Linked DNA regions of Mus musculus: region 2 is linked to region 1. A link is a contact called in ENCODE Hi-C or POLR2A ChIA-PET data. All regions are on one chromosome and are shown on one strand. Each heading gives the region's core, a stretch centred on a gene start or an enhancer-like site at or near the end of the contact. The rest is flanking DNA. Distances are from core to core; before and after follow the strand shown.

The links. A loop is a pair of places that touch in the nucleus more often than their neighbours do. ChIA-PET counts read pairs that join two places held with the same protein, here RNA polymerase II (POLR2A).
Region 2: a loop to region 1 is called in a map of left cerebral cortex, with 4 times the contacts of the local background. The contact joins the promoter of Zfp72 here to the promoter of E430024I08Rik in region 1. A Hi-C loop is called at or near these places in 1 of 37 maps with a recorded cell type or tissue (left cerebral cortex). POLR2A ChIA-PET finds 5 or more read pairs at or near these places in 4 of 5 experiments (Patski and embryonic stem cell).

The regions. Positions count from the first base shown.
Region 1 is chr13:74,462,212-74,465,078 of GRCm38, forward strand. It overlaps E430024I08Rik (a long non-coding RNA gene), which reads right to left and starts at 1,401. Exons shown (of 8, transcript XR_003950546.1): 1 at 998-1,401; 2 at 371-455.
Region 2 is chr13:74,389,247-74,392,494 of GRCm38, forward strand. Zfp72 (zinc finger protein 72) reads right to left here and starts at 1,583. Exons shown (of 5, transcript NM_001374038.1): 1 at 1,418-1,583.

The DNA.
Region 1 (2,867 bases), core at 151-2,650:
TGCCTTTTAACAGCTCCACAAAATTAACTACAAATGGATCTTATACTTAATAGGTAAATGCTGGGGGCAAAACTTATAGAAGATTCAAGAGAAACTAGGGCTCTCCAAGTTTGGCATCCTGCCCGTGAAATTTCTACAAGCAAGCCCCTAATCCTAATGTTTTGAGCTGATTCAGCCCTGATACTGATGTTATTCAGAGTTCACCGCCTGTTTTAGCAAGTGAGGAGCATCACAAAGGACCGCACAATTGGCCACATCTGGTTACATCTGGCTGAGGCTTCCCATACAGCCCCAGAGAGGACACACCACCTCAGCTCCCACTGCTCAGCCACCTGCCCCTACCCATTATAGACAGTAACCATGCGCTTACCATGTTTCAAAAACGGAGCTTACTTGAGGTCCACTCACAGCACCCAACAGCAGCGCTCAAAGCAAGACACAGAGACGGTTCAATCCTGTAGAGCAAAAACAAACTTCCAGCAAGGCATCCGGAAGACCCCGCCTCATTGTCTGACTGGCAGTTCGCCCTGGAATCCTTGATTGGCCAGCGAGTCTTACCCCGCCTCTAGATTAAAGTGTGCTTCCTGTCCCGGTCCAGTCCTTTTACAGATCTCGGGAGTGGTTTGCATTCGGGTGGCATTTGTGCCTATCCTCCTAGAGCCTCCTCTATCTGTGGTCCCAGGCCGACTTTGAGGAGGATCCACCATTGCAGCTCCGGCTGTTCATCCGCCTGCTCCTCCCCTTTGTGGGCAGTGATCTCGCACTCACCATGTCTCAACTTCGGAGCTCGCTTAAGGTCCCCAATGGCACCCAACAGCATTACTCAAAGCAGGACGGAAAGGACTATTCACTCCTGCATTCCAAAACGAACGTGCAGCAAGCCACCCGGAAGAACCCTCCTCATTGTCTGACTGGCAGATCCGCCTGGGGCCCTAGATTGCCCAATGAGTCTTACCCCTCCTCAAGGTTAAATAGAGCTTCCAGTCTTGGGTCAGACCTTTTCCAGATCTCTGGTCTGACTTGCTCTCCATTAGCATTTGTGTCTATCCTCCGAGCGGTGGGAGTGGAGACAGCATTTCAGCTCAGGCTGTTCAGCCGCCTGCTCCTTCCCGTTGTAGCAGTGGTCCTGCACTCACCATGACCTACTTCCTGGCTTGCTTGAGCTTTCCTCACAGCACTTCCCCTTCTTCCTGAAATCAAGGTCGCTAGCCTTTTACTAAACTGGGAGTGGAGTTATCAATCTGGCTCACCAGTGGAAGGATGCCCAGGATAATAACACTAAAGAGGATTTTAGGATACAAGAGTTTTGTTTTGTAGCTTGATGCTGGACCAGGGGAAATGCAGGTCCTTTTCACCAAAGAGGTATGAAACAACCTTGGGAGAAAACCAGGAAAGAGATGACAAACAGTGTAGAGCACTGTTGTTAGCCAGCGCATCTTCCTCAGTGGCAGGGTGGAGACAAACCACAGTTGTATTAGTACAGATAATCGTACCTCATCTCATAGGACGAATTTCTTTATGTATGTAGAAAGGGGATTAATAGAATGTCTCACAGACAGTGGTCCTCCTAGTCCAATAATGGCTTAGCACATTCATTGCCAAGGGAAAGAAGAAAAATCAAGGACTTGTTGAGTTCACATTGCTTGATATCTCAGCGGATCTTGAGAACTTACCAGAATTCTGAAGAAATACGTACTTACTAATGCCAGTTTAAAAACAAAACAAAATGAATGAATGAACAAACAAAACACCTTGCTAAAAAATGTAGGGAAAGAAGTAGACAATTTGAAAGAACTTCCCTGTTTAAGGTCCTTTATGTATGTAGGTTTCAGAAAGAATGTGTAGCCTGGATTAAAGGTGGATCTTAAACTCTCAAAAGACCAAGATATAGCAAGGGTTTCTCACTTCAAAAGGAATAATTAAGAAAACTCCCTTACAGGATGCAGGGTTAGAGTTAGGGGATTAGAGGGTTAGGATTAAGATAAAGAGTGTTTAGATTAGGGTTAGTGTGGTTAGGGTTACAGGTTTAGGGTTAGGCTCAGGGTTAGCACAAAGATTTTGCTGTGCTATGTGAAATCAGCTCCTGTCTCTTCTCTCATCTGCCTTCCCAGTCCTCTTTTTCATACTATCAGCATCTTCCTTCCTGCCCCAAAGAAAGTCATAAGGGGGCTATGCAAGAACCCGGAATTCCCTGATGGGAAATAGGTTTACTTTACTCAGGGGCCCAGTTCTCATACAACAGAAAACCACTATTTCTTCAGTTGTTGTTTTAAATTTCACCTAGGGAATCCTCTTAAAATGTAAGCAATCATGGGGCTTGGTGTCTTTTTTTGATAATGATATAAAGCATAGACCATTTAATTTTACCAGGTCTTTAGGTAATATAACCACATGGTTCAAGATCAAATGGTAGGCACCATTATTCTTGATGGTCCCACCGAGTCAATAGTATCCCTATTACACAAAGAAGAAATATCAGACTTACAAAGTATTCGTTTTGCATCTTAATGTTTTGTTTTGTTCTGATTCTAGTAACTTCTACCTTACAGATTTAATGGCTCCTCAAAAGAACCTAAAAGTTTTCCCATCCACATACCTCCAAAAGTGGCATACTAACAAAGGATACAATGACTTTGATATTCACAGATCCCAACAGACAAGTATAAGTTACTAAGTGCTAGTAAGGCATTTTTTTAAGATTTTTTTTTAATGTCCATGAATATACACTGTAGCTGTCCTCAGATACACCAGAAGAAGGCGTTGGATTCCATTATAGATGGTTGCAAGCCACCATGTGCTTACTGGGAATTGAACTGAGGTCCTCTGGAAGAGCAGTGCATGCTCTTAACAACTGCGCTATTGCTCCA
Region 2 (3,248 bases), core at 333-2,832, 73 kb before region 1:
ACTATTATTATTTTTCTGAGTATCAGAGAAGCCAATGAGAACTGTCTGGTTATTTTTCTTATAAAGTTTATATAATCCACAAAAATATTGGTATTTAAGATAAGGTGGTTAAAAGCACATACGTGTTCTAAGCAGAGTTTAATGCTATAAAAAACGCTCATAACAAATGAACATGGTGTGACTTAATTAAAAGTGGCAAAATAGTAAAAACCAGAACAAGACATTAGGAGTTTAGTATCTACAAATCTTGAGGCCCTGAGCAAGTCAGATCTCTTTGAATCGATTTTTCACCTTTCAGACAAAGTATAAATATATTGGCACATCTTCCCAGGAAGAACTGTCATGCACACGGAGCATCAGTGCATTAGATGCCACATGAAGTGATAGAGTGAGAGCTTAGACTCTGTAGATAACGTGGATAGATGGAAGAAAAGAAATTGAGTATAGATAGTATAGACCGGGTTTATCAGGTATGTCAGGTGATGCGCCTGTGCCCTCCTTAGTCTCCTCTTGAACTTTAGTAAATAATCCCTAAGATTATGCACAACACAACTCTCCTGAAAACCGCTCCAAAGCTTCCAACACCACACAGCCCCTGATAGGTATTTGTTTTAACTCTAGAGCGTAGGACCTTTAAAAAAAAAAAAAAAGATTTATTTTATTTATAGGAGTACTGTAGCTATCTTCAGACACACCAGAAGAGGGCGTCATATCCCATTACAGATGGTTGTGAGCCACCATGTGGTTGGTGGGAATTGAACTCGGGACCTCTGGAAGAACAGTCAGTGCTCTTAATCTCTGAGCCATCAACGATTGACTGGACTAAGCAAATCTAAGATGGTCCTCTCTCTGGGATTTTTATCTCTATATGGAAGTGTTGCTTTGAAGGTTCATGTCAGGTTATTTAACCTCCAAGGGGTCCCTTTTAAAATCTGTAATGATTTATTCCACAGAAAACGGAATGACTTTCCAATATATCAACTTCCCCCACAGAACTCTGCCCCCCGCCCCGAAACTGTTTTTTATAAACTGTTAAAGAGTACTAGGCGGGCTAGAGACCACACTTGGTTAAATATGACAAAAATCCCACAACAGTCATGTAAGTCTCATTAAGCTGGTAACACGATCTTTCAATAGCAAACCTTTATACACCTCCCAAGATCAGGTGGTCAGCTAACAGAGCCCCATGAATGATTTGAGAGGTAGGGGTGGGGCAATCCCGGACTCTACCCGAGCCATCTTAAAAGCACATGGAAGACAACTGGCAGCACACTACATTGTAATAGAGTGAACATTGAAAGAACTGTTTCAACCATCCTCTCTCCATCCTGACCCGGTAACCCAGCCTAGGTCGCAAAAACCTTCAGAACAAGTTCTATCTGATTTAGATCCACCCACGTCTCCCTCCCTGTCCAACCTGCAGAATGCCTCCGGCTTGTAGGACTCCTCTCTCCTCGCTGGGAGCTACCTTCAAGATCAAATAATCCAAACCCAAGTTTGTAGACTAGCGAACGGTACATCCACAGGACCGAACTCTAGGGAATATCCTTGCGACCTAGGTGCACACAAGGAATGCCAAAGCTGCGTTTCCAGGGCCCTTGCTTGTGACGTCACACCATGCGAGACTACATTTCCCACAAGTCTGTGAGAGGAAATTTTAGAAACTCATGAAAGGATTTGAGTATTTCCTGGTTTTTTAGCTCTGCTTTCTGAGATTGAGGATGTCATTAAAGCAACCAGTCACCAAGCACTGAGTAACTACAGATAAATATCATGTTCTTTTTTAATTTGTAGAACTACAAAATGAATTCATTGAGATGTCTGAATGTGATTAAACCCTTTCTTATTTATTCATTTTACCTACTATTTCTGGTTATTGTAGCTTAAAACCATATGCCTACTTATAGATGCTTATTGTAGCATGGAAAATTAACATAATCATCTAGATTTTTCTTGAAGATACTTACTAAACAAACAATAAACCAAAGTCCCACTCTGGCTTCCTGCCCACACGATAATTAGGTATAGTAGTATGACCAATTAACCCTTTCCACCTGACCCCTAAATTCCCTTTTATACCCTATTGGTGAAACAATGAAGTTGACCTGACACACTTCACTGGTCTCAGGAGATCATTCTATAATACAACCATCTCTAGCCTGTCTGCCATGGTTTACTCCTTTTGTCTTCACTGGTGGCTAACAACCACCCAAGGAGAAAGAAGACCCACATTAAGGCTATCGTCCTCAGTGGTTCACTAGGAAAAAAGTTGCTTCCTTTTTCTGAGATTTTTTTGTTCCTGTTGTTATTTACATTTCAAATGTTATCCCCACCACCCAGTTTCCACTCCGCAAACCCCCTATCCCATCCCCCATTGCTTCCATGAGGGTGCTCGCCCACCCAGCCACCCTAGCATTCCCCTATGCTTAGACATCGATCTTCCACAGGACCAACGGCCTCTCCTCCAATTGATGCCTGATAAGCTACATATGGAACTTGGAGCCATGGGTCCCTATATATGTACTCATTGATAGGTGGATTAGCCCCTGGGAGCTCTGGCAGGTCTGCTTGGTTGATATTGTTGTTCTTCCTATGGGGTTGCAAACCCCTTCAGCTCCTTCAGTACTTCCTCCAACTCCTTCATTGGGGTCCCTGTGTTCAGTCAGATATTTGGCTGCAGGCATCCCCATCTGTATTGGTCAGACTTTGGCAGGGCCTCTCAGGGGACTGCTATACCAGGCTCTTGTCAGCAAGCTCTTCTTGGCATCTGCAATGGTGTCTGGGTTTGGTGTCTGTAAATGGGATGGATACCTAGGTGGAGGAGTTTCTGGATGGCCTTTCCTTCAGTCTCTGCTCCACTCTTTGTCCCTCATTTCCTTTAGACAGGAGCAATTCTGTGTTAATATTTTTGAAATGGGTGTATAGCACCATCCCTCAACTGGGGACCTACACTAACTACTGGATATGGAATCTATAGGTTCTATCTCCTCTTTTTGGGGTATTTCAGCTAATGTCATCACTGTTGGGTCTTGGGAACATCTTGCATCCCTAGGATCTGGGACTGTCTAACAGCTACCCCAGTTCCCCATCTCCCAGTGATACACACCTCAGTTCAAATTCTTGACCCTCTTCACTTCTTCCCCCCATCTCCTCCCACAGTGATTCTGCCCCCACTTTCCCTCCCCCTCCTCTCTCCCTTCCAGCTCCCTCCTTCCCTCTCCCTTGATTAGTGATTATTTTGTTTCCTC